3 separate regions of the Mus musculus genome follow, and regions 1 and 3 are each linked to region 2. Evidence: chromatin loops called from intact Hi-C (ENCODE). Cell type or tissue: heart. All regions are shown on one strand. Links, peaks and the distances in the headings refer to the core of each region. The heading gives the core; the rest is flanking DNA. Region 1 holds the start of Cr1l (complement component (3b/4b) receptor 1-like). Region 2 has its middle 22 kb from the start of Gm39748. Region 3 overlaps Cd46 (CD46 antigen, complement regulatory protein).

The links. Hi-C counts contacts between places; a loop is a spot of excess contacts. Peaks named below come from ENCODE experiments on the same cell type or tissue, not always from the same donor. Only the 100,000 strongest peaks of a DNase experiment are listed, where the experiment ranks them.
Region 1: a loop joins it to region 2, with 2.7 times the contacts of the local background. A loop is called at or near these places in 3 of 42 quality-filtered maps.
Region 3: it touches region 2 in a loop (2.0-fold over the local background); 4 of 42 quality-filtered maps call a loop at or near these places.

The regions. Positions count from the first base shown.
Region 1 is chr1:195,126,669-195,134,865 of GRCm38, reverse strand. Cr1l (complement component (3b/4b) receptor 1-like) reads left to right here and starts at 3,296. Exons shown (of 10, transcript NM_013499.2): 1 at 3,296-3,678; 2 at 4,857-5,036; 3 at 5,620-5,719. The coding sequence starts at 3,561. It overlaps Gm32313 (a long non-coding RNA gene), which reads right to left and starts at 3,422. Exons shown (of 3, transcript XR_865921.3): 1 at 1,908-3,422; 2 at 278-399. In heart, for the core only: a CTCF peak has its summit at 3,823; a DNase peak (open chromatin) is centred at 3,765; H3K4me3 peaks cover 2,375 bases; H3K27ac peaks cover 1,730 bases.
Region 2 is chr1:194,875,373-194,883,569 of GRCm38, reverse strand. No RefSeq gene overlaps it. Among named protein-coding and RNA genes, the nearest start is that of Gm39748, 22 kb to the left of the region's middle. In heart, for the core only: no CTCF peak of the experiment used is centred there; DNase peaks (open chromatin) are centred at 3,779 and 4,929; H3K4me3 peaks cover 333 bases; H3K27ac peaks cover 915 bases.
Region 3 is chr1:195,036,477-195,044,673 of GRCm38, reverse strand. It overlaps Cd46 (CD46 antigen, complement regulatory protein), which reads left to right. Exons shown (of 11, transcript NM_010778.4): 11 at 2,661-3,436. The coding sequence ends at 2,682. A330023F24Rik (RIKEN cDNA A330023F24 gene) reads right to left here. Exons shown (of 8, transcript NR_015566.2): 8 at 6,766-8,197. It overlaps Mir29b-2 (microRNA 29b-2), which reads right to left and starts at 7,634; the gene lies at 7,554-7,634. Mir29c (microRNA 29c) reads right to left here and starts at 7,127; the gene lies at 7,040-7,127. In heart, for the core only: a CTCF peak has its summit at 4,052 (motif pointing left); no DNase peak of the experiment used is centred there.

The DNA.
Region 1 (8,197 bases), core at 1,664-6,663, 250 kb before region 2:
AAGTAAATAAAAATGTAGAAACAAACAAACAATAACAACAACAAAACCAAAGAAAGAAAAGAAAAAGAAAGAAAATGAAGTCATTCTTTTCTGTGTGCTTCAAAAAAGTTGGTGACTTACAAATCAACAATAGCTATACTCTGTAAAAGATTATAATGGAGCATGGGGCGGCGGGGGGGGGGGTGTAGAAATTTCGGGAAGGCAAAAAAAGCAAAGTATCTCATTTAAGTGATAATTTTTCTAACTATCTCTTTAGCACGGCTTTATGTGAGCCTACCTTTCTAGAGGCGGTCTTTTGGCCAGGTGATTGATCTTGTCCAACTGGAATATTAGTCATCTATACAGGCCAGGTATTTTAATTTTTTGACCAGAAGGATTATCCCTTAATACGTTGTTATCCTAGCACAAGGATCGAAATGAAATAAATTGTCATTAAAGTAATGGGAAGGCTAGGCTGACTCCATGATAAGCTTCAGATTGGCAGTTCAGGGGACGAGGCCTAAATCTCTGTTTCCAAGAACTGGGCAAATCCAGGCAAGTCTAGGCCTCAGAAGCTGCCCTGCCACCTGGCCTGAAGCAAGGACAATGGGTCAGCAGCAGTTTCCAGACTTCCTCAGCAAGTTTCCAGACTTCTCCAGCAACAGCTTCTAGCCCCTCCAGGTCCCAGCAATGGAGTATCATTAGAGATAGCCAAGATTAAGATAGAGGTCACCTAACCCTCCCTGGAATTCCCCTAATGTGCTTTAAAACAGGCCTGGGAGCTCACTTTGGGATCGCTCTATCTTTGTAGATGGTAGACCCCAGCATGCTGAACTTCTGCAAAATAAAACACTCTTTGCGTTTACATATTATTTGAGACTGCAGTATCATTCTTCAGAGAATCAGGGACCCTGTCTTAGTCAGGGTTTCTATTCCTGCACAAACATCATGACCAATAAGTAAGTTCAGGATGAAAGGGTTTATTCAGCTTACACTTTCCACATTGCTGTTAATCACTAAAGGTTGTCAGGACTGGAACTCAAGCAGGTCAGGAAGCAGGAGCTGATGCAGAGGCCATGGAGGGATGTTACTTACTGGCTTGCTTCCCCTGGCTTGCTCAGCCTGCTCTCTTATAGAACCCAAGACTATGAGTCCAGAGATGGTCCCACCCTCAAGGGGCCTTCCCCCTTGATCACTAATTGAGAAAATGCCTCACAGCTGGATCTCATGGAGGCACTTCCCCAACTGAAGCTCCTTTCTCTGTGATAACTCCAGCCTGTGTCAAGTTGACACACAAAACCAGTCAGTACAGTCCCTTACAGTAAGACCAGTTGTCACTAATTCTTCGTTTTTCACTAGCCACACTCAGCGTTAGAGCAATGGAGGCAAAATAATAGAGAATTGAAATTTTTGTTGTTCTGTCCAATAAGTACTGTAAGTGAAGGTGTATATAAAATGGTGACTGTAAGGATGGAGCACAAACTTAATCTAGCAAGAGACCAGTTGTGGCAGGTCTATGGGTTTGCAGACACTGTGAAATGGAGATTTTGAGAATCAGGACACTGGGAGTGAACCAGAAGGGTAGGACTTGTGGTTAAGAGGGATAGTTAAGCTCATGGAGAGGACACAGTTATAATGACAGTTCTAGGATATTCTCATGAGCCTTGGTGGCATAGTAGAGTGGAGGACAAGATCATAGGCAAAGATAATTTAAGGAACGGTGAAGCCAAGCATGTGGAAAAAAGTTTCTGTAATCTTTGAAGCCAATGAGGAGTGAGAGAAGAGGAGCATTGTTGGAAGTAAATATCAGCCAGGAGCTAAACCCATCAAGGACTCAGGGAAGAAAGTGGATGCTAAAATGTAACCTCCAAACAATGTGGGGATAGCAGTGTATTCTGATAGCATATGGTGCAAGAAAGTATACTTACCTGCAATATAACTTCTTCCATACTTTTTCGAGAATAACTTAAATTCTAAATCCAAAGTGCTAGCAGGACTGGTTCCATATGAAAGCTTCGGGGAAGAATCTGCTTATTTGTTCCACATTTTAGAGGCTGCTATCATTTGCTCTCTGGAGGCAGCAACTTTGATCTCTGCCCTCATTGTTCTTCCTCTCTGATTTAGGACTATGTTCCTGTAAGGTTCCTTAGGGTTATTAAGCCCACTTTGGCAGACAGGATTACCTCCCCACTTAAATGTTCTTGATTTAATTTAATTAGCCATTTCTTTTCCTGCCGTATAAAGTACCTATCACAGGTTCTGAAAACAGAATGTGGACATGTTTGTTCGCATGTCCTATTTCTCTCTTGGAATATTTGAGTTCTTAATTCTATTCCCCAAACTTGGCTCTTTATATTTGTTATTTCTAGAAGCACTACCACCAATCTCTGAGTAGGGCTCTCTCTCTCTCTCTCTCTCTCTCTCTCTCTCATTAGTATTAAGAAAGGAATTAAAATTCAGTGCAAATCCTGTTTATTCCATTTCTGAAAACTTATTAATTGTTCATCTGCCATCAAATCTCACTTGGATGATGGCAAGGCCTGGCTTCGCTCCCTGATTCATTACTGCACTATCCTGGTCTAGGCTGAATAGCACTGACATGGTTGTGAACAAAAACTTCCGGAAAGAAACTGCGTCTGACTGTGAAAGGAAATTCCTGAAAGTTAACTGTTTCTGCAAAGACTATTGGCTGATTAGAATTTCAGTACTCTGGAGAGATTGCAATTTTGCTGGTCCAGAGACCAATAATTACCTTATCTTGGGCTAAGTCAGAACTAACATCATGATACAATAGATACAAAACAAACAAACAAACAAACAAACAAAACCACAAACAACCTTTTAGAATCTACTGACTTATCAGGCAACTAGCTTCTACCAATACAAAAGCCGAGTGCCATTAGAGTCATCCTGAGCCTATAGAAAAGCTTCCACTACCTGCTTCTTGTATGTACCCAACAATATATTTTAAACTTGCCTTAATTTGTGACTTTCTCTGCTCTGTAAAACCACAAAAACTTTATGAAACTGCTTCCATGAAATTTGGGGTGACCATATCATTGTTCCAGGGTCATGATCACTCAAAATGGCTTCAGAATAAACTCCTAATCCTTTTAAGATGAGAGCTATGGTTTTTACCTTTCATTTTTTGTTTCCAGCGGCACGTTACATCCGAATTCATCATAAGGAAATAGGTTCTTACTGTATACTAGACAGGGTATGCAACTGTCAGCTCACTGTTGCAGATTAGGGTTAGGCTCCACCCTTGCAGATTTTTAAAAGGAGTAAGGCCGGGCTATATGCAAACCGAGTTCCCATAATGCCTTGTTTTCTTTGGAGTCGAAGGTTCCTGCAAGTGGAAAACTTCCTGGAGCTGACCTACTAGGTATTGAACCAGTTTCTGCATTGCTGAATCAATCTCCCAAGGGTAATTCCACAGAAATCCCAGGGGCTTGGAGTAAACAAGACCGCGCCTAGCCCAGCTAGAGGAAGTTTTATTCCGGAACCCAGCGCCATTTCTGGGTGGGACTGCTTTCTACACCATTTGCCGTAAAACGTTGTTTGAGAACGGTGTGAGGGGAATGGAGGTCTCTTCTCGGAGTTCAGAGCCTCTGGATCCGGTGTGGCTCCTTGTAGCCTTCGGCCGGGGAGGAGTCAAGCTAGAAGTTTTGCTGCTGTTCTTGCTGCCATTTACTTTGGGTGAGCTGCGGGGAGGCCTGGGGAAGCACGGACACACGGTTCACCGGGAACCCGCGGTAAATAGGCTCTGCGCAGACTCCAACGCTGGTCTGGGCTGCCTGTGAGTGCTCAGCGCCCCTTTCCCATGGGTGAGCGTGGGGCGCCCTCTACCCAGATCTTGGGTCGTACGCAGCCGGCAGGAACGCGTGGTCTCCCAGCTGCTTGTCTTTATTAGCTGTACGCTGTGCTTTTCTGTGCTGAATGTAGTGAGAGAAACGGTGTGGGGAGCAGGGGGTTGCAGGAATATTGAGAGATGCAATTTCTAATCCTAGAATTTGGTTATGAGGAAAGTTAATATTTTTGTGTTTCCTTATCTGTGAAATGGAGATATTGATGTCTTTCGTGGTATTGGTATTTAATAGGTGCCATCAAATATCTAACCCAATTTCAGCTCCTTAATTTATTTCTATCTTGAGACATTCCCTATGCACTTTCTCCGAAGGCCTAGACAAACAGGCCCAGGGATACAGTTTTCACACAGTGAGACTGTGTACTTTATCTCCCACCCCAAATCCTCATTAACTCCCTTGAGCTTCCACTTTAAGGAAGGTCCTTCCACTCCCACTCCAAGGTAAGATTTGAAAAGCTAGCAAGCCTCAAGGTGCAATGAAATATTTGCAAGTAGAAAAGACTGTAGAATTTACATATTAAATTTTACTGATGGTTAAGAACAAAATAGAGTGCCCATTTTACCCACCATGAAAGTTCTAATTTCCCTTTCCTTTCTCCTTAATCAGAACTTTCTAAGAGAAAGACTTCCTTGAAGTCTTTTGCATTGTTTGTTTTTTATTGTATTTCCAAAGTTAAATGAAAATGATTTTTTTCCAACATATAGTTATTGGTTACATATTATTTGACTCTCTCTGCCACATAATTAATGCTGCTAAGACTTAAAAGAAAATAACTGAGTCTAGAAGTTAAATCAAAATATGTATTGGAAAGTACATTAACAAAATGAAATGCAGTTTCATTTTTTAAATTATATTATTTTTTCCCCGTTGACCATAGTACTGATCCATTCCTGAGTGCCAGAGAGGAGGATCATGCATGGTCCATTGTAGCTAGCTGGAGAACTGAGAGTATGAGGGATGATGCAAGTTCTTTTATCCAATGTAATGTTGCTGTGTCTCATTCAACAGGTCACTGCCCAGCCCCATCACAGCTTCCTTCTGCCAAACCTATAAATCTAACTGATGAATCCATGTTTCCCATTGGAACATATTTGTTGTATGAATGTCTCCCAGGATATATCAAGAGGCAGTTCTCTATCACCTGCAAACAAGACTCAACCTGGACGAGTGCTGAAGATAAGTGTATACGTGAGTAACTGCAGAAGAGGCTCCTTTGTGCCAAATAGTAGAGTCGGCCTCAGTTTGTCTGGATTTTAGATTATGACTCATTATTAGTAATCTTATCTAAGGTATATAGTACATGTGGATCATCATTCTTGTCAGTCAAGTCTTTTTAACTGTGATTCTGTCTTCTCAATTGTTAATAAATTTAATAAGAATGATTGTCACAGGGCATGCTTAAGAGAAAATATCATCAGAATATTTCACTTAGGGTGTCTAACTTTGCACAAGTGTCATTAAGTAATGATTCTGAAACAAAGTGTATTTAATAACTAAGAGATGAAAAATGTTCAGACTTTAAGGCCAATAAATTAGAATACTTAGAAGAATGCTTCATGTTTTAGGGAGCCACTGTGTGAAAATAAGAAAAAACTTGGATGAGAGTTCTTTTGGAAGCTAGTGTCTGATGAATTTCCCCAAAGTGGCAAAAACTTTGAAGTATTACAAATATATATATTCTACAGTAAGTTATAATCAGGTTAGAAATTCATAAACTACAGAAAGTTCAGTTTACTGTACTTGGTTCCAAAATTCTGTTTCTTTTTCATAGGAAAACAATGTAAAACTCCTTCAGATCCTGAGAATGGCTTGGTACATGTACACACAGGCATTCAGTTTGGATCCCGTATTAATTATACTTGTAATCAAGGGTGAGTTGGCAACAACATCTCTTCATTCAAGAGTTCTGGAATAGCAGTACTACTTTCTAGTCAAATCTCAGGAAAGACATCTAATCTATTACTTCCTTATTTGGTTTTTGTTTGTGTTGTGTTTTGTTGTGTTTGTGCTACAGATTGAACTTAAGACTTTAAATATGCTAGACATATTTAAACAATATAATTGTTCTACAGCAAAGCAATGCCATCGCAATGTTACCTATCCTTAAAAGGCTTGAACATAATTGTTTGATTCTTGATTAAAATGAATAGAGATATAACATGACTTTGTGGGAAAGATTTGTTATCCCTGTTGAATAAGCAAAATAACACATGCGTTAGCTTTCCAATACTATGATAAAATAATTGAGGTAATGAATTAAAAGAAGGAAAGTTATATTTTCACTCATAATTACAGAAGTTTTAGTTCATGTTCTCTTGACTCTCTGGCTTTGGTCCATTACAGCAGGAACATGGTGAAGAAGGCCCATTCACCTTATAGTTGCCATAAAGAAAAGAGAGGCAAGAAAGGGCTAAGGTCTCAATATCTTCTCCTAAGGCATTGTCACTGGTGTCCTAATTTTGTCCCTTAAGGCCTACCTCTTAAAGATTCTACCACATCCCAATAAGATCATAGCCTGTGAGACTACGCCTTTAATCTATAAGCCTTTAGGGGATGTCTCTAACTATGGAAACATAGAAAGTGAAGCACTCACTGGTTGAGATAGTGCAGTCTAAGTACACAGACTTCTGAAATTCAGAGTGGATGCTGCTAGAAGAAAGAAAAGCCCAGGGAGCTCCGAGGAAGATCAGGCCTTAAATTTACAGCTTTTATTAGTTTACCAAGGTTGTTGACATGAGTACCACAGAGTGTTTTCAAACAAGAAAAATTATTAAGAGTTTGATTCTAAGTCTAAAAGTTCAAAATAAGGTGTTATCAGGACTCTGTTCCCTTTGATGTCTTTAGGGGTGGGATCTTTCTTGCCTCCTCCAGCTTCTGGGAGCTTTAGGCCTTCTATGTCTGTAGAGCACAACTCTAATTTCTGTGTCCATCTACATGATTACTTTCTTTCTGTTCTGTATGTATTTATATTCAGTGTTCTCTCTTTTCATAGTGATACTAGTTATGTTGGGTTAGGATCCATTCTAAAGACCCTAAATTTAGCTTAACTACATCTATAAAGACCCTATTTCCAAATGATGTCACATTGACAGGGAACAGGAGTTTACAGGATGACCATATCATTTAGGGAATACAATTCAACCTCAGAAATCCCTCTTTGAACATATCAAGCATAAAGTCACAAAGTATGTGCTAATGTTAGTTCTCATTACTCAACACAGAGTGAAATTCTGAATGTTAAACTATAGGACATGAACTAAATCTGTGTTCTTATCAAGATCCAAATAAAAATGGTATTTGAAAGTTCAAAAACTTTAAAACATTTGCTTTTCAAAGAACACTTTTGAAATAACACAAATAGAAAAACTATCTCTAAAGCATAGAATTTAAAAAGATGTTTCCCTAATATAGAATTCTTATAATTCCAGTGAAAAGACAGATAATTTTAAAATAGGCAAGGCTGAGATGGCTCAGCTGTTAAGGGTATATATTGCCCTTGCAGAGGACCTGGGGTCAGTTCTTAGCACCCACATCTGCCTGTAACTACTCAGCTCCAGGGAACTGAAACACTCTCAGGCCTTCACTGGTACTACATGTAAATACACAAACCCTCATATACACATAATTAAAAAGAAGAAATACATCTTTGAGCCAAGGGTGGTGGTGTATGTCTTTAACCACAGCACTCAGGAAACAGAGGGAGACATAGCTCTGTAAATTCAAAGCCAGTCTGGTCTACATATTGAGTTCCAAACCAGTCAGCTTATAGTGAGATCCTGTCTCAAAACAAAAGAAAAAATGAGGGAAGGATTAAACATTTTTCCAAAAAAAATGCATAAATGGTGTATAAGTAAGACATTTACTGCATATATTCATCAAAATACAAATTATAACCACTTTGAGATACTGCCTTACCTACAAAAATATCTCTAAAAGGAAGACAATAGGAAGTGTTGGCATAATTGGAAAGAAATGGAAGATCCTATACATTTCTGAAGTAGGCAACATACCAATATGTTTGAAAACTCCCAACAGTAAACAAACTCGTAGATCTCATTAGAGCACAGTGACTTGTGAAATGCTTGTGAAGATTGGATAGCCTGCCTACCTTTTAAGGTACAACAAACCAATGCATAAGCAAAAGGATGATCGCTCATCCGGAAAACATAGCTCCACAAAATGAATTTACTATGGCAGCTGTAACTGACAAAGGAGCTCAAAAGATACTTAACCAAAAATTCAGGATGACTTCTTTGAAGGAGGTTGTGAATTGCAGGAGAACACAGAAAATGCAGGGATACAGTAAATAAAACAAATGAAAACTAAAACAAATTCCACAGTCAAGGAAT
Region 2 (8,197 bases), core at 1,339-6,338:
CTGTTTTTTGCATAAATTTTATTACTAGAAGAACTCCTCTGTTCAATAGTTACTGTCAATCTGTCTCTTCAGTTAGCCCCATGTTTTCCTGATGGTCTGTGGTAGGTACTTTTTTCTTTGAGGGGTTTAGGGTTAAGGTACCCAAGCATGGGTATGCATCATTTCCCTCTTATTTCTATTAAAAAAATACCCAAACTTTGGACTATAAAACAGCATACATTTAGTGCTTCACAGTTCTGGGTGTTACAGTCCAACATGAGTTTCACTTGTCTAAAAGTGTTTGCAAGACTGTTTCTTCTGGAGGCTCCAGGGAATTCTTCTTGGCCTGTCTTGGGTTTTAGAGAATCTATGTCTTGTTCACAGAGAATTACTGTACTCTGCTTTCATCAGCAAATTCCTATCCATACTTTAAAGTTGCAACCCCTTTCTTTTAAGGGACCTTCTAATTACATCAGGCCCACATACAGTAATCCCTCCATCTCAAGAGTCTTTTACATTTTCTATATTCTTTGAGATTTTTACATGTGTAATGTATTTGATTATGCCCACCCTGTTTCTCCATCTCCAATCTCCCAGACTCTCTTAACTTAATAACCCCAGTTTTTCTTTTTTCTTGATAATCGATTGAGTCCAATTACAGCTTCCTATAAGTATATGAGTGTGGGGCCATCCACAAAGACAGGCAATGTACTAGACGTTGATTCTCTGAAGAAAACTGACTCTCAGTTGGTTCCCTCAACAACTATCAGTTGTTGGTTTTAAGCTAGGAGCAGGGACTTGGTGCATCTTAAGAGTTTTACTGCAATCACAGGTATAAAAGTCCTTCAGCCTGATAATACAATGTAATCACAGACATCAGAGACTAGGACTAGGACTTCTTTGAGCCAAAGGATTAGGGGATGGAGATGGCAGAACATTTGCAACATCAATAAAATCTAGATTTTCAGATAAATATTTAAAAATAAATATTCCTGGACGAAGAAGCACAGATTTATAATCCCAGCAATTGGCGCACAGAGACAGAAGATTGTTTGAGATCAGACTGGGCAAAAAAAGGAAGAGGGAGGACCCTGCCCAAATAATAACTAAAACCAAAACAAGAAGGAAAACATCTACATACAATAGTGAGCTCTCCTTCTTCAAATAAGTCACAGAGTAACTTTATAAAGATTTTCACTGCCTTTATATAACCAATAGAAACAGACTTAACTGCTATGGGGAAGAAGCTATTGGCAACATCACATGTAGGTCCCACAGAAGAAGAAAGAACTTTCTAGGTTGAGAAGTTATAATCCTATGTGTGTCTCACTGAGGTCTGGCTACAGCCTTGAGACACCAGTAGTTAACAATTGATCACAGTCCTTCAGCTACTCTAATCTACACTTCTCTGGTTCCATAGACTCCAAAACACTTACAAAAATCATTAAACTGCATTTTGTAGGCCAGTTTCAGGTTCATAACAAAACTGAGCTGAAAGTACAGAGAGTTTCCATATACACAGGCCCCACACCCACACCCTCCTCCACAAAAACATTTTTGAAAGCAGAGTCCTTGGCTTCTTTTCATTTCCAAAAGTAATACCAAGATAAAAAATTTAAATGTAGCTGCTCTGGCTGAAGTGTCATTTGCAGTCTCTCAACCTCTGTCAGACCCTATGTATGGTTTGAAATGTCTGTTTTAGTGTTCCTTCCATGAGTGGAACATGGGGAATAATGTAGGTTAGAAATTACTTTCTGCACTACAGAAATAAGAAGAATGTGTTGGAAATTATCCTTCAGGCTGCAAAAGCAATAAACAATAATGTTCTGCCAAGAACTAGAACAGAACAGGCTTCCATTCTGAGACTTGGTTTCCCATCTCTGCCACAAAGCAGAGGCTTTTCTGTGCTATGAATCAGTTTATTTTAGCTACAAGAGTAAAAGGCTCTGGTAGGCTATAGCTGAAATGTGTACCCCTACCTCAAGGTTAATCTCATCCACTCATGTATTGAGGGGGTTTCTTGCTGTGCACTCCTTAGATTCTGAGGACAAATAAATTAGTTGTTTGGGGGGAAGAAGAGGGCCAGAGAAATAAATAGAAGTAAGTGCTGAGTGTCCTTGGAACACAGTGTTGGAAGAGCTTCCAGGAGAGGTACAGACCTAGAAAGTTTCCCAGAAGAAATGGTGCTTTGCCCAATATCAAAAAGACAGAGAAGAGTTAGCCCATTGTGGAGATTTGGTAGGCTAGGATCCTGGAGTTGAATGATCAAAACTAGGAAATGGAGAAGAGCTAAAATAGTTTTGTTTTTTTCTTAAAGTAATCAGGGCATAACTGGCATTTAGGGGAAAGGCCCTGGCTCCAGTAGTAGCAAAATGTTAAGCCTGGTACACTCTAATATACTAATTAGAGTACTAGTAAAAAGGAAGAAAAGAAGAAGGAGGAGGAGGAGGAGGAGGAGGAAGAGGAGGAGGAGGACAGATTTATCTAAAGCATTAGGAAGAGGAACAGATAAAGGGGCCAGTGAACCCCAAGTCCATTTTCAGGACATTGACAGGATCTTTAGGGTTAAATAGAAGACATTAGGACAGGAGTAAATACCACTAAGCAGTCATAAAGATGTAACCCGGTTGATTATTATTGTCTACTGCCTCACCTCCCAAGGGCTAGAATTACATATGCTTGTCCCACACTTAATTCTTCTTAGTTCTTGTTCTGAAAAGTGAAGAAATTATTAGGGCTGACATCACTTGAGGGGAGCAATGTTTGTCTTGCAAATGATTATTTCTGCTCCAAGATGCATTCTCATCCTAGGGTGGGGATAGAATAGTCTATTCTAAAAGGATTTGATCTTAAAAATCCAAAGTGACTGTAGTTTGGACAATAAGTTCCTTTATATCTTTATCCTAAAAAGAGGGTGAGACAGATTAGGTATATGGACTCCTAAACTGGATCGAGCAGGAGATGGAGACAAAGTGAAATGAAGACAGAAATTCTGAGCTTTCATCATGCTTTCAGCCACCTACTGGGCCCTGTTGAAGAGGTAGGTACTTTTAGCAAATGCATCTTCTAATTGCCTGTTATACGGGCAGATGTTGCAACCGACCTCGAGGCTTATTTAATTGTGGACTTTGTCTAGGAGCCAAGACAGCCAACCAGGTTCCTAAAGGTTCAATAGGGGGTGGGGGGTTGGGGTGGGGGGTGGGGTGGTGAGAGTGGGGGTGAGGGGGCTTTGATTTGCTCTACCTCCTTCTGAGTGATTGACTGTGAATCACCAAGGTTATTTCTTTGCTGTAATCATGAGCTGGAATATTTGCAACCTTTAGGTTGGTGGGATTCTGTGAGCAAAAGACTGAGGCAACTTGCTCATGCAGATTAGAAGACCAAGGTGGGTCTAAAAATGGGGGTTGGGTTTCCATGAGCTGAAATTCCAGACTGAGGTTTAGGGCCTCAGGGGAGGAGTGGTGAGAATTGAGATGGGATCCAGGGCCAGGGGGGATCTGAGGGCCAAGATGGCTGTTGAGAGCTGGTGATGGGGCAGTTCAGGGCAGGTGTAGACTGCTGATGGCCTGGACTGGAACTGAAAGTGAAAGCCAGAACGAACTTTGAGGGCCAAATTGGTTTAGGAGAGCCCTTCTATGGTTTACTCTCAAATTCTCACGTCTCAGTTTCTCAATAAGAAACCAAGATAAGGGATTCTTGGTTAGAAACCCCACAATCGTCCTACTGTTCCAGCCAGGGACCCCAGAGTCATTTAGAGCAGCTGCTAGCAGCACAGACTTGTATTGGCCTTTTGCGCAGGCGCAAATTGCAGCTCCTAGACCGCCTGGTGGGCACTGTAGCTCGCGTGCACCCTCTGGTGGATGCTTGGAGCAATGGCTGGTGGCTGGGAATGCACAAATTTATTTCAGGCGCCCGGCCAAACGCAGTGATTTTCCAGGTCCATGCAAGCCAGGAGGAGCGAGTTGCAGGGAAACTAGACGGAAGTGCCACGCAAACCCGCCTTTTCTGCATTGTTTTGGAGTCAGGTGAGAGCAGTGACGGGAAACGCTGCTCGCCCCTCCTGGCCTGGACCATCTCTGGCCTTGAGAGGGCACTGGGCCCAATAGCTGCTCATTTTGGAGGCTACAAGAGACAATATGTCCAGATGAAGACTAGAGCTGGCCCGCGCATTCTTCCTGGCCAGTATACAGAGTACATGTTACCTCTGCTCACTCGCAGTAAAGGCGTAAATAATGTGAGGAGAGACACTGCCCAGAGAGGCTAGAGTTCTGCAAAACTTGTTGAAGTTGAGGCATGACCCAGGACCTGCCTATGCTTAGCAGAAAGGTCTCCCCAACCACGTGTAAGGCTCAGTTAGGAAATGTGAACCCACAAAATGAGAATTGCAAGTCCTGTTAATTAGGAACACACACATGTTCACTTTTCTTAACTTTTGAGGGCTCCTGTCTCCAGACTCTAAGTTATTCTTGCTTGATCTTCTTGAGTCCCATTGTATTCTGTTTGGAGCAGTCACTTTGAAATGTGTTTCCTCCAGCCTAGGACTTGACAATTAGTCATCAACATTATCACTCACCTTCTGTCCCTTTTAAGAACATGTTGAGTATTCCAATTTTTTTCCATCTGAAATTTTGAGTGCATTCAGTTGAGAAATGGCCTCTCTAAAGCGTTCCCCCTTTTCACACTTTCTCCAGCCCAGACTGGATCCCTTTGATGGTCATCATCCAGTTCTCCAGGAGGACCTGTTTGAGTAAATTGGAGAATAAAAAACAACTTCAAAAGTGTTTTTATCACTTTTGTAGAAATCATGCATTCTATTCAAAGATACCCCCTTTTCTCCGATACTGGCAGTGACCACAGGTGCCTGGGTTTTTACTATATAACAGCATCACAGGCACTGTGGGTGAGTAAGGCTCATGGCATGCCCTCACTATGATGACACACTGTCTCGTGTTCTTCAGGAAATATCCAAGAAGATGACCTCATTGGCAAGTTGGCACAGTGCCCTTGTTGCACAAAGGGATACATTGAGATCCAGATAGAAGGCACTAACTGATCACTCAGCAAGTTTATAATAAGGTTGGAATTAGATCCCAGGTTTCCTGATATCCACTGCATTTGTTCTTCTATTGTGTTTTGGAGACTTTGAGACTTGGAAGATGTTTCCTTGTTGTATATGTTTACTTAGGGATCATTAATAGCAGTCTCACTATGTACTAGGCTTAAGGCAACACATGCACAGTTACATATTCCACAGTGAAGCTTCAACCACTGATGAACTCACAGATAGCAGTGGTCCTGAGGACTGTGACAGAGCTGAAATGTTCATATTATTCAAGGATATTGTAGCCATTTAGATGTCATGATGCAGCTCATCACTCACACTTGTCGAGATGGAGTGAACAGTTCTAACTACCTTACACAACGTAAAGTGCACATGATCAAGTTCAGTGTATAATACCTGATGATGAGTGGCTATCTTAATGATTTATGCTATTTGTAATTATTATTTTAGAGTTCATTCTTCCTTTTTAAATTTACAGTTAAAAAGTGCACATGTTCTACCAGCGTCAGTTTCATATGCCATATGTTCACTGGTCTCATACCAAAGGCAGTGTTAATTGATAAGCTTCACCATCTATGTGTATGTGAGTTCATTCTGTAATATTTGCTTGCTGACAAAATGCATGTACCTCTATATGTCCCTACCATGAAGCAGTTTATGACAGCGCATGGGGAAGATGTAGATCCAAAAGCTTGTCACTCAGCTGGACAGAGGAAACATGCCTTTATCATCTTTACATGCACTCTGGCCATTTTTATGTTCATTTTTCATCTCCCACACTCTTCCAAAGAAAATAACCTGAAATAATACAAATCCCTTGCCAAAAGGCATCTCAAATCCAGTTTTGGCTACTGACATATTGATGGACATTATCCAGTGGCCTTGAGGAGGTGGTGGGCAAGCAGAGCCATGGCCTATAATAAGGAGAGACAACTCAGCGTACACCCTCCAGTGAATAATAGAACAAAAGCTGCCAGTGCCTGCCTGCAGGATCAAAGCTCATGGGCAAGCATTGTGTCTCTCAGAAAAATAGATCCAAAAAAGGCACTTGAGCGGTGAAGCCATGGAACTTTCTGGGAAGGAAGCATGGACAGTAGACAGACTTGCTAGAGAGAGGACCGCTATACTCTACTATACAGAGGTCCTTTCTTGTGGTATTTCTCTGGAGTTGGAGGACTGACCCCTCTGTCCTCCTCACATGTCATCTATCTCAAAGCTCGGAGAGATAGAGTGCACTAAGCCTGAGATGAATCCTGAACTAGGTGGTAGGAGACTTGAGATCTGTGAGCTTAGGCACCCCACGAGTTTTCTAGGTCTTAGTTTCCCCATTTGTAAAGAAAGGGGAAAAATATTCCTCAAACCCCCTTTTTCTGTCAACAAGCACATTTCTATGAAAGAAGGAAGACTAGATCAGTTGCTATCAGGCCCTTGTCTGGTTACTGACTGAAAAGTAGAGCAGTGACCACTGCTATTCTGGGTCTCAGTAAGAAAATGCCCATTTCCTGGGAAATCTGGAGATGGCTCAAAGGCAGACTTATTCATTCTCTCTTATAGCCTGATTACACTTGCCAGTAGACAAAGCAGCAATAGCCTCAGAATAACTCTAAGGGCAAATTCATTAGCATTAGGATTTAAAACCTGAAAATAGTTTCTAGGATACTAAATTCTGGGGCTGGAGGTTGGCTCAGAGGTTATAAGCACTTATTGTTCTTTCATAGGACTGAGGTTCAATTTCCAGCACTTACAAGACAGCTTAGAGCTGTCTATAACTCTAGTCCTCTTAACTTCTGGGCAATCTCTCCAGCCCATGTTGACTATCTTTTTAAATGCTTAATAGAAGATTTAGAAATGTCTATAAGTTAAATGTATTGTTGCTTTTTCAGTTGAGATTTTTGTTCTTTAGGTGAACTGTAGTATTCTCTCTCTATTTTGGATATGAGTCCGGAGTCACATATATGAATCGCAAATGTTTTCTCCTGGCCTGGGGCTTGCCCTTTCTTTGATCTTATTTATTTATTTAGACATTTATTTAGATCTTATTTATTTTATGGCTCACGGTATAGCCCTTGCTGGCCTGTAACTCATCATAAACACCTGGCTGGCCTCAAACTCACAGAGAACAACCTGCTTCTTCCTCTCTACTGCTGAAGCTAAAGGCATGTTCAGCCTGCATTTTCTTTTTTCATATAATGCCCTTTGAAGACTAGAAATCTTAAGCTTTTGATGAAATCTAATTAGTTGATATTTTCTCTTGTGTTTTTTTTTTAGAATTGTCCCCCTCCCCCCAAATAATCTTATCCTGAGGTCACTAATATTTCCTCTATATTTTCTTACAGTTTTAGTTTTTATATATAGATGGATGAACCAGTTTGAATCAGTCTTTGGTACAGGGTAAGGTAAGAACTCAGTTGACTTCATAATTTTTTTTTGTAGGTGATTTAACTGCATCCTTTTATCTTCTGGAAGAAGTCATTTGTACTTTATCAAACATAAACTGAAGGCTAGGCTTGATGGTTCACACCTCTAATTCCAGCAGAGGCAAGCAAATCTCTGGGAATTTGAGGCCAGTTTTGTTTCCATAGTGAGTTCTAGGCCAGCCAAGGCCACATAATAGTAAGATTCTGTCTTGAAAAAATAAATAAAAAATTTAAATATTAATAATATATCACTACAGTTTGACTCCTTTGATCACCACTTTGTTCCACAGATCTGACTTTGTGCTTGCTTCATACTATCTTAATTATAGTAGCTATTTGCTAAGAATTATACTTAGATGATTGCAGCCTTGATCTAATTTTATTTAATATTTGATATTATTTTGTGATTGTTTACATTCAATTTTATTTAAAAATTATGAATGAAAATATTTACTGGAGGTGAATTTATCACAGCCCTGACTCCAACTTTGTTTTTCTCATTATTGTGGTTACTTTGCATTGCTTCCATTTCAATACAAACCTTAGGATAAGTTTGTTAATTACCTAAAAAATGTCTATTGGAGTTTTAACTAGGCTTATATTGAACTTGTAGATCAGTTTGGAGATCTTAACTATATTGAGTATTTTGTGCCTAAATATAAGTGTATGCCATCAGTTATGTAGATAATTCTTAAATTTTTTTTGCAGTTTGAATTATGATTTTATAATCTTATCATAC
Region 3 (8,197 bases), core at 1,459-6,458, 160 kb before region 2:
TAACTGGAAAAAAGCATAGATGTTCTCAAATTGCTGTTAAAGTATCGTTTTAAAAACTGGATTTGATGTAAACAGATATTTGTGATAACTTGAGAGCATAATGATTCTTCTCCAGCCCTCATCACAAACATTGTACAAGTAATACTTTAAGAGCATTAGCATCATTTAAGTTTGTAAAAAATAGCCAAAAGTATTCTATAGTATTGGTTATTGTCTCTCATGTATAAGAAAAGGTTAGAATTTGGACTGGGATGGTAACTTCTCAGTAAATTATTTGCCATAAGCATGAAGACCTGAGTTTAATTCTCAGGATCAATATAAAAAGCCAGGTGTGCTGGTCCATGCTTTGTAATCACAGCAGTGGGGATGCAAAGATAGGACCGATTCCAGGGCTTGCTATTCAGTTGCTATTCAGTCAGACTAGTCTTTCACATATACAAAAGAATAAGTTAAGATCACTGACATGTCTCAAATTAGCATAGTCCACACACGTCTCCATTTCTCTTCCCAATCACCTTTGTTCACTTTCTCCTCTTGGAAGCAACATACTGCTTGACATTAATCTTAAAAGTCTACGTGCTTCTGACCAGGTGCTTTTTATTTAACTGTTTCCACTTGTGAATTTTTAAAATATATGCATGATTTTCTTTACTTCATCTAAGATTTCTCTTTAATTACATCCTGTGAGAGGTAAGAGTTATTCCATAAATGAGTATTATTTGCATAACTCATGTTTTGTTTTCCATAATAGTAATTTTCTTTGTTTTCCATTAGATACTACTTGGTATAACTTAAATTAATATTGATTGATTTAATTATTTTATCATCTGTAAGTTGTCTTATTAAAAACTGTGGTCAAGACTGATACCTGAGGAATACCACAACATAGTGCAGAAAAGTCAAGAATCCAGTGAATTTCAGCATTATTTTTTCTACTTGACCCAAACATATGAGCATTGAATATGCTGTTCTACAATTTTTTTTTTGGTACCAAAGAATACATAGGAAAATATTGTTAGGAAAATAGTTGTTTAGAAATCATATAACAAAATTACTACTAACCCCCAAATTTAGAGGTCATGCTGTAAGTTACATAAGGATCATCCTGCACATGATTTTAATCCCAGCAATCAAGAGGCAGAGGCAGGCAGATCTAAGTTTGAGGCCAGTCTCATCTACATAGTGAGTTACAGCCAAGGCAACATAATGAGACACCCCTCCCCACCCCACCCCCCAAAAAAACAAAGAGAGAAGAAAAAAAAATGTATGGAAAAGAAGAATGTATGCGAGCCGGGCATGGTGGCACACACCTTTGATCCCAGCATTTGGGAGCCAGAGGCAGGCAGATTTCTGAGTTTGAGGCCAGCCTGGTCTACAAAGTGAGTTCCAGGACAGCCAGAGCTATACAGAGAAACCCTGTCTCGAAAAAACAAAAACAAAAACAAAAACAAGAAGAAGAAGAATGTATGCACAGATACTATACTCAGTTCAAAGTCAAGATGTCTTAAAAATACTTGATTTGTCATAAAGTTGATTTCCAACATAAGAGATTTACTATATAGCTTTTCTCCAGTATTAAAATTATATAAACCTGTTTTTCTTACAAAATGTTGTTCTTTGAGTTTTTACATTGTTTTGAATAGAGTAGCTGAGAGGTAAACACTGAACAGCACTGCCAAATGTGCTTAGCTGCTGGGTGGCATGTGATTTTAGAGTTAATGTTACATACTTGAGTGAGTGAGAATCCTGAAATTTCAGTTGATAAGCCTGGAACTCACCTTTACTCAGTAACTCCTTAGGTCTCTCTCCTGTCTCCCCTAATACCTGCTCCTTCCCCCTTGTAAGTGGCACTCCTGTTGTCAGCTGCACTGAAGGAGCTCTGGAGGCAGGTCATACTCAGGTAGAACAGAGCTTGACCTCCACCAGGCCCCAGCCCACTCAGGCTCTGAGGAACTACTGCTGAGAGAAGAAACCGTCATTCCTGATGAATTGCCTTTTCTGAGGTGTATTTTCACTTTTATGTTTAGTAGCATAGAGGGGCCAAGGAGACATCCCCTTGAGAAGATTGTGAGTCCGAACTGAAACTGAGCGAGGGTGAACCCTGCTTTGAGTATAAACACCTACAGTCACTCTGAGTGAAACTCCAAGCCTTTTACCCTCCAAGTGGATACTTCAGGAAGATAACTCTTGGACAGAAAAACAAACAAAACAAAAAAACCACCTAGGAATTTGATTAAGAAAAATTGAAATCTGTACTCATTTTCACATTCTTAAAAAAAGAAAAAGGTAGCAGTTGTACCTATACACGGTGCTATACTTAAAAATCATAGCATTTAAAAAAGAGGCCAAAGATAAGTTAAGACAAAGAACTACTAATTGTTTAAAGACAAGAAATGGCTTTACTGTTTTAAAACTTAATTTAAAATATTTTCAATCAAATATTTTATTTTGAAAATAAATTTACCTTTATAGCTTGATCTGCTTCAAATTTAACCTTCAAATTACTATTTATATTTGACACATGTCTGTATAAATATACATTTTATTTTTATCAAATACTTTGTCAGTTATATAAATATGAGGAAAAGTGCTTTTTAAAAAATTGTCCACATGGCAGAGAAAAAGGCATATTTGAACTTGAAATGTTCTTTTAACTACAGAAATGTATCTGCAGCAAGATGAAAATCTCATGTGTGGAAGTCATTACTGTTCCATTTTTGAAAACTGGATCTTCAAGTCTGGCAAACGCAAAATTATATATTTGCAGGAGCTTCATTTGTGGTAATGTGTGTGTTTCTAGTGTAAATCAAATCTGTGTTTATAAATACAATCTGTATCTAACCTCTCTACTATAACCTCACATTTCAGCCCCTGCAGCTCACCAAGGGTTCTCAGTATCCAACCATGAGTGCCTGTGTACTAAGCAGAATGTTCTGCCTGTGACATGGTATTTGCAGGAAGAAGGTCACATTTCCAAGCAGACACCAAACCCTGTCCAGTTGGAGCTCTTATCCCCATGCCTCACACTTTCACTGCACATAATGGCTGTGAATTAACCACATCTGTGCCTTCCACACTCAGTCTGTCACCTGAAATGCTTAATATTCTCTCTAAATCCATGTACCTCTAACGCCAATGCATGTCCTACCAGTCCTGTGAAGCTCTAACTCCTCAGGTTCTTTATCTTTATTGGTTAGCCTTAAGTTAGCCACATTTAAGAGTCTGTATACATGTGCCTAATAGGAGATGTAATTTTCATATCACTTGAACGTATTCATAGGTCTCAAAAAACAAAGTAAAACCTGTGTAACTAATAGGACATGATGATTTTTATGTGAAAATAAAAATGTGACAGTCAACTCTCCATATAAAGAGGATAACAGCTTAAAGAAAATCAGAGTTTAATTCTACCTATTAAAAACCAAATTTTCAAAGACTTGAACTTAAAGTTGTTCATGGGTTGGGGATGAAGCTCAGCAGAAAGCTTGCTCAGCATGTACAAGACCCTGAATTCATTCCTTAGCACTGGGAAGAAAACAGTCATTAACAGATTATTAACTGTTTGCTTAAAAGTATTGATGTCTGTCAAAATAAGCAATGATAAATTGTAGTTTTAAAATATGATATAGTAATGTTTATGAACAATATAAACACAGAATGAAAATTGCATTGACTAAGCATTTTTAGAAAATTAACATGAGACTCTAGCATATTTTTAATTGGCATAAAATATACAGAAAGGACTTTTACAGTAACCAACAGTAAATTGTCTGAATTATGCTAGAAAGACTCAGGGGCAAAAAGAACCTGAATATTCATCCTAATTTTAAGGTTTAAGGGAAATAAGCAATTCTACCAGAGAGCTAACATTTTAACCAAGACTGGATTTTTCATAGTTTAATAATTTGCCTATTTAAGAACAGAATTGAATGAATCCAATACACAACTATTCTTCCTTATGCATCAGTATGCTTAGGCTCTCTAGGCTCATCCTGAGATTACCCTAAAATGAGCTGTCAGCCTTTGAGATCATAGCACTGCTGCCCTCCTGTGGACTGTTTAAGTATCTGACAGTCTTCTGCCTCTTCACTGTGACATTGTCATTAATTTTATTTTAGATCAGGTAGAACAGTAGCTCTCTTCTGCTTTTGTGAAGGTAGTAATTAATTTTTTTGTTCCTCACTTCTTAAATATGGGGGATATATAATACTTGGTGGAACAAGTGAATGCATAATTTCCCTTCTTGCTTGTTTACATACAGCAGGTGAACATATTGCCACACAGACAATGCTGAAAAACTATCCACCTTGATTCCCGACATGACTGGACAAAACCCAGTAAAACCTGAGTACAGGTATTAAGACCAATGTGAGGAATAGCTCTGAAAACTGTTGTACATTGCAATGCTGAACCACTATAAACAGGAACTCTAGTGTTTGGAGTTCATTGGGAATTTAGGGCGTATCTAATGCTTAGTTGAACATATTAAGTATGGTGCTTGGAAAAAATTAATCTGATTACCTACCTCCACCTGCAATGCCTACTCAAAAAAAAATTAAATCTGTACTCGAGGTGAGCTTCAACCATGAAGAATTCCTTCTGTAGGCTCCCATAGCAATCAATATACTTCTCAAACTGATGTGCAGGTTAACCACATTGTGATTTTGTTAAAATGTGATGACTGATTAGAGAAGACATTGTGGCCACATCGGCAAAATGAGATCCTGCTGGCCTTTGAAGCTTGAGGGAAAGAGCAAGGCAAAGAACACAGCCTGTTTACAGAAAGAAGCAAGACAACTACTTTTCCTTCATATTTCTGAAGCGTTTGTGTCTGATAGTACCTTGATTCTAATCCAGTGAAAATGTTATATTTCTGCTATTCAGACCTGTTAAGAATGTTGTGTGTGTTAAGATATCACATTTGTACTAATTTGTTACAGTACTGACTTGAAATTTATGCACTAACATATTAACTGGCAGCACATAACTATGACCAAAATAGTATGGTCTTTTCAGAAATAGAGAAGTGGCTCTCAGCCTTGGCTCTACAATAGACTCATCTGAGCCCCATTCTAAAGCCAGCTAAAATAGTATTTGCTTGCAGGAATGGGACCTGAACCTGAGGATCACTCTTTTGGTGACCAAAGCCACAGTAATGTGGTACTGAGGTAGAATGTGCCCCAGATCAAACACAGATTTATCTCCGGCTTCCCTTAAAAGTATGTTAATATCAATGTGCTATCTATTCCTGAGACTATATGCCAGCTTCCAAACAGAAGGCCTAGACCAACTTCTTAAAGATGCTAGGGACTAAACTTAATTCATTTGATCTACTAAACTGGTTGCAGATCTTTCTTCCCCCAGTTAACAAAAATACACTGTATTCACTTCTAAAAAGTCTGGTAAGGCTTAATTTTAAAAAACTAATGCTTTAACAAAAGTCTTTATACCTGGGTTGACAGCATGGTTTTATAAATCTGATTCAGGAGGGTGCTGTTAAAAAAAAACCTACATTACTAGCCAATTATGAAAAATTATCCCAGAGTGACAATTTTATGTAAAGGGCTATAAGCATCCAGATAAAAAATAACTGAGAGGTGTTCTGGTTTCAATTTGCTTCTCAGGACATCAGGATATGGCAAAGTTTAAGTATTCAATGAGAATATTATGATTTTTCTAAATGGAAATAAATTTTAAATCATTGTTTTTGTGCTTTGATATTAAATTCAACTTTCTAGCACTTAACTCATTAAAGAGCCAGAATCATGGCCTGGGGGAGTTTCAATCAAATTTTCAGTACAAATTAATTGGGAGCTTTGGACAGAGTAGCTATGTTTTTTTTTTTTTTAAAGACTTAATGTGTAGTTAATACCACAGACCCAATCTGTCATACTTAGAGGAGCTGCAGTCTCCTACTTTAGTGGGGTAAATTAAAAAATACAGCTGAGGGACTTAGCTATTCCTACCAGCACATCCTTAGATGTGACTTAGAACATGGATTCTTCAATCAAAGGCTTGAAATAGCTTTGCAGCTGCAGGATGCATCATAGTCGCTGGGAAGTCTTTCCAGCAAATTCTCCAACAGCCTCCCACTTCCAGCAAAATGGGCAAGGCAGCCATCTGGGGTAAGGCAACTGGGATGAAGGCTTAGAAGAAGCTTCCTGAGCAGCTGATTTGCCATTAGTTATTAAAACCTACTGGCTTGAAATAATTGTACTGCAGGTAGTTCATAGTTAGCTATGCAACTCCTATGGAAGGGGCCACCTGCTTTCTTCCTGAAAGTTCCCCAATCATGAACCCTGCCCCTCCACCACCCCCAATGCTGGCAAATCTCTGAACAGTTTTATAGAACTTTTTCACCGCCTACTGAAGGGTTGAAATAAACTATCAGTGGAAAGTAGAACTCCCTCTGCTACAAATACAACTGAAATTAGCCTGCTCCCCTTTAAGGGCCACATGACAGTGCAGTTAAGTAAGTTCCCTGCAGCAACTGACAGGAGGAGGGTCAGAGTCCACAGTTCCCTTGGAACCAAGAATAGTCTTCCCATTTAGTAACATCCCTCAGCCTAGAGCTCCAACCTTCTGTCTCTGCTAATCTTTCATCTTTAGAATTTCATTCCTGTCTTAATGACCTTCATTTTTAATGTCTGCATGCAGCAACCTACTTCCAATTCCTTATGATTGGCACAGCAAATTAACTTTCCAGGGACCACTTCTCATTGCCATAGAATTATGAATGAAAAATAGTAGATAAAACAGACATGATAGATTGAATGTAGCAAATTATTTATTAAAGCCAACGTTTAACAGTACTTAGTTTATAACAGTACTACATGTCAGAAATTGTAACTGAGAATATTTTACAACAATAAATTATAACAATTAAAACCCCCCACTAAGTGATCTCTAACCTTGGCAGCCACATACATACGAATTAAAGAAGTTAGGAAACTGTGATCTTCCTTTTCCACTCTGCCCACGTAGGAAGTGATAGGCTGATGCTGATGCTGACACCACAAGGTTCTGAGGCTGGTGCTCTTCCCCCTACATCATAACCGATTTCAAATGGTGCTAGACAAAAACAGACTCTGAACACCAGGAGAAATCGGTCAGCCTGTGTAAGAGATGGACCGACTGGTGGTGTTCTTCAGGTCTGAATCTCAAGGCAGGTGACAGTCTGATTTCAGCTGTGCTGCAACCAGGACTGAATGAGTGCTCCATGGATCTTCCAGGTTCAGACGAGCCATACTGATGTGAATGAAGCAGTCCTCCACATACAGAGCTCTTACCCCTTCCTTGCTACAATTAATGAACAGTGCAGGCCCAAGGAACCCTCTTCCACCCATGGAATGCTGAATAAAGTAGACCACTTCCTGATTATACCCTTATACATTCTGAACACAAAAACTTTCTCACTATCACTGCCTCTAAACCAAACAGACTCAAGAGCAAATGTCACTATTCAAGTCTTCCCTTGATTTCTCGAAGGAGAGAGCCAGTTCTGTGTACAGCTGTTCCTCTGTAGTCTACCCTCTGCTGTGCTGCAATTCTTACTCCTAAAACACTGATTTCAAATGGTGCTAGATACAAAGATGGAAAAATCTAAGCCACCATGTGAAACCAGCTTCCAGAAGAAGAGGATCTCACTGAAGAAAGCAGAGATGTGCAGTCAGAAGAACCAGCCTCAGCCCTGAGAATCATTTTGCCTGTCAGACGCAGATGACAGCCATACAGCCAACACTTTGAGCAGACAAAAACAATGCAAAGCTTGTTTCCTGTGTGACTTCACATTAGTCATTAGAAATCATCATACACAATGAAATAAAAGAACCAAATCCATTCAACATATGTACATTTGTAATGTCTTGAATTTATGTAATTTCCCAAGATGCATAGTGTCGGTAGATATGTCACTTGTTCAAGACAATGACAATGACCTATGAGATGTTAACAACTGAACCCAAGTAAGTCACCTGTGCCAGGACAACTCTTCCACAAGTATTATTCAAAAAGAGTATGTTCCTTCCTGCTCTCTATCCCATGACCCTGTAGGCTAGCAATTTGATTTAACCCCTAATGTCTTTTTAAAAGCTGGTATCTTAACACTGTATTATACAGATAACCCTCTAACACAAAACAAGGTATGTTTTAAAAATGTACCTAAAAATAAGATTCACAAGCTATGTTTCACATTGTA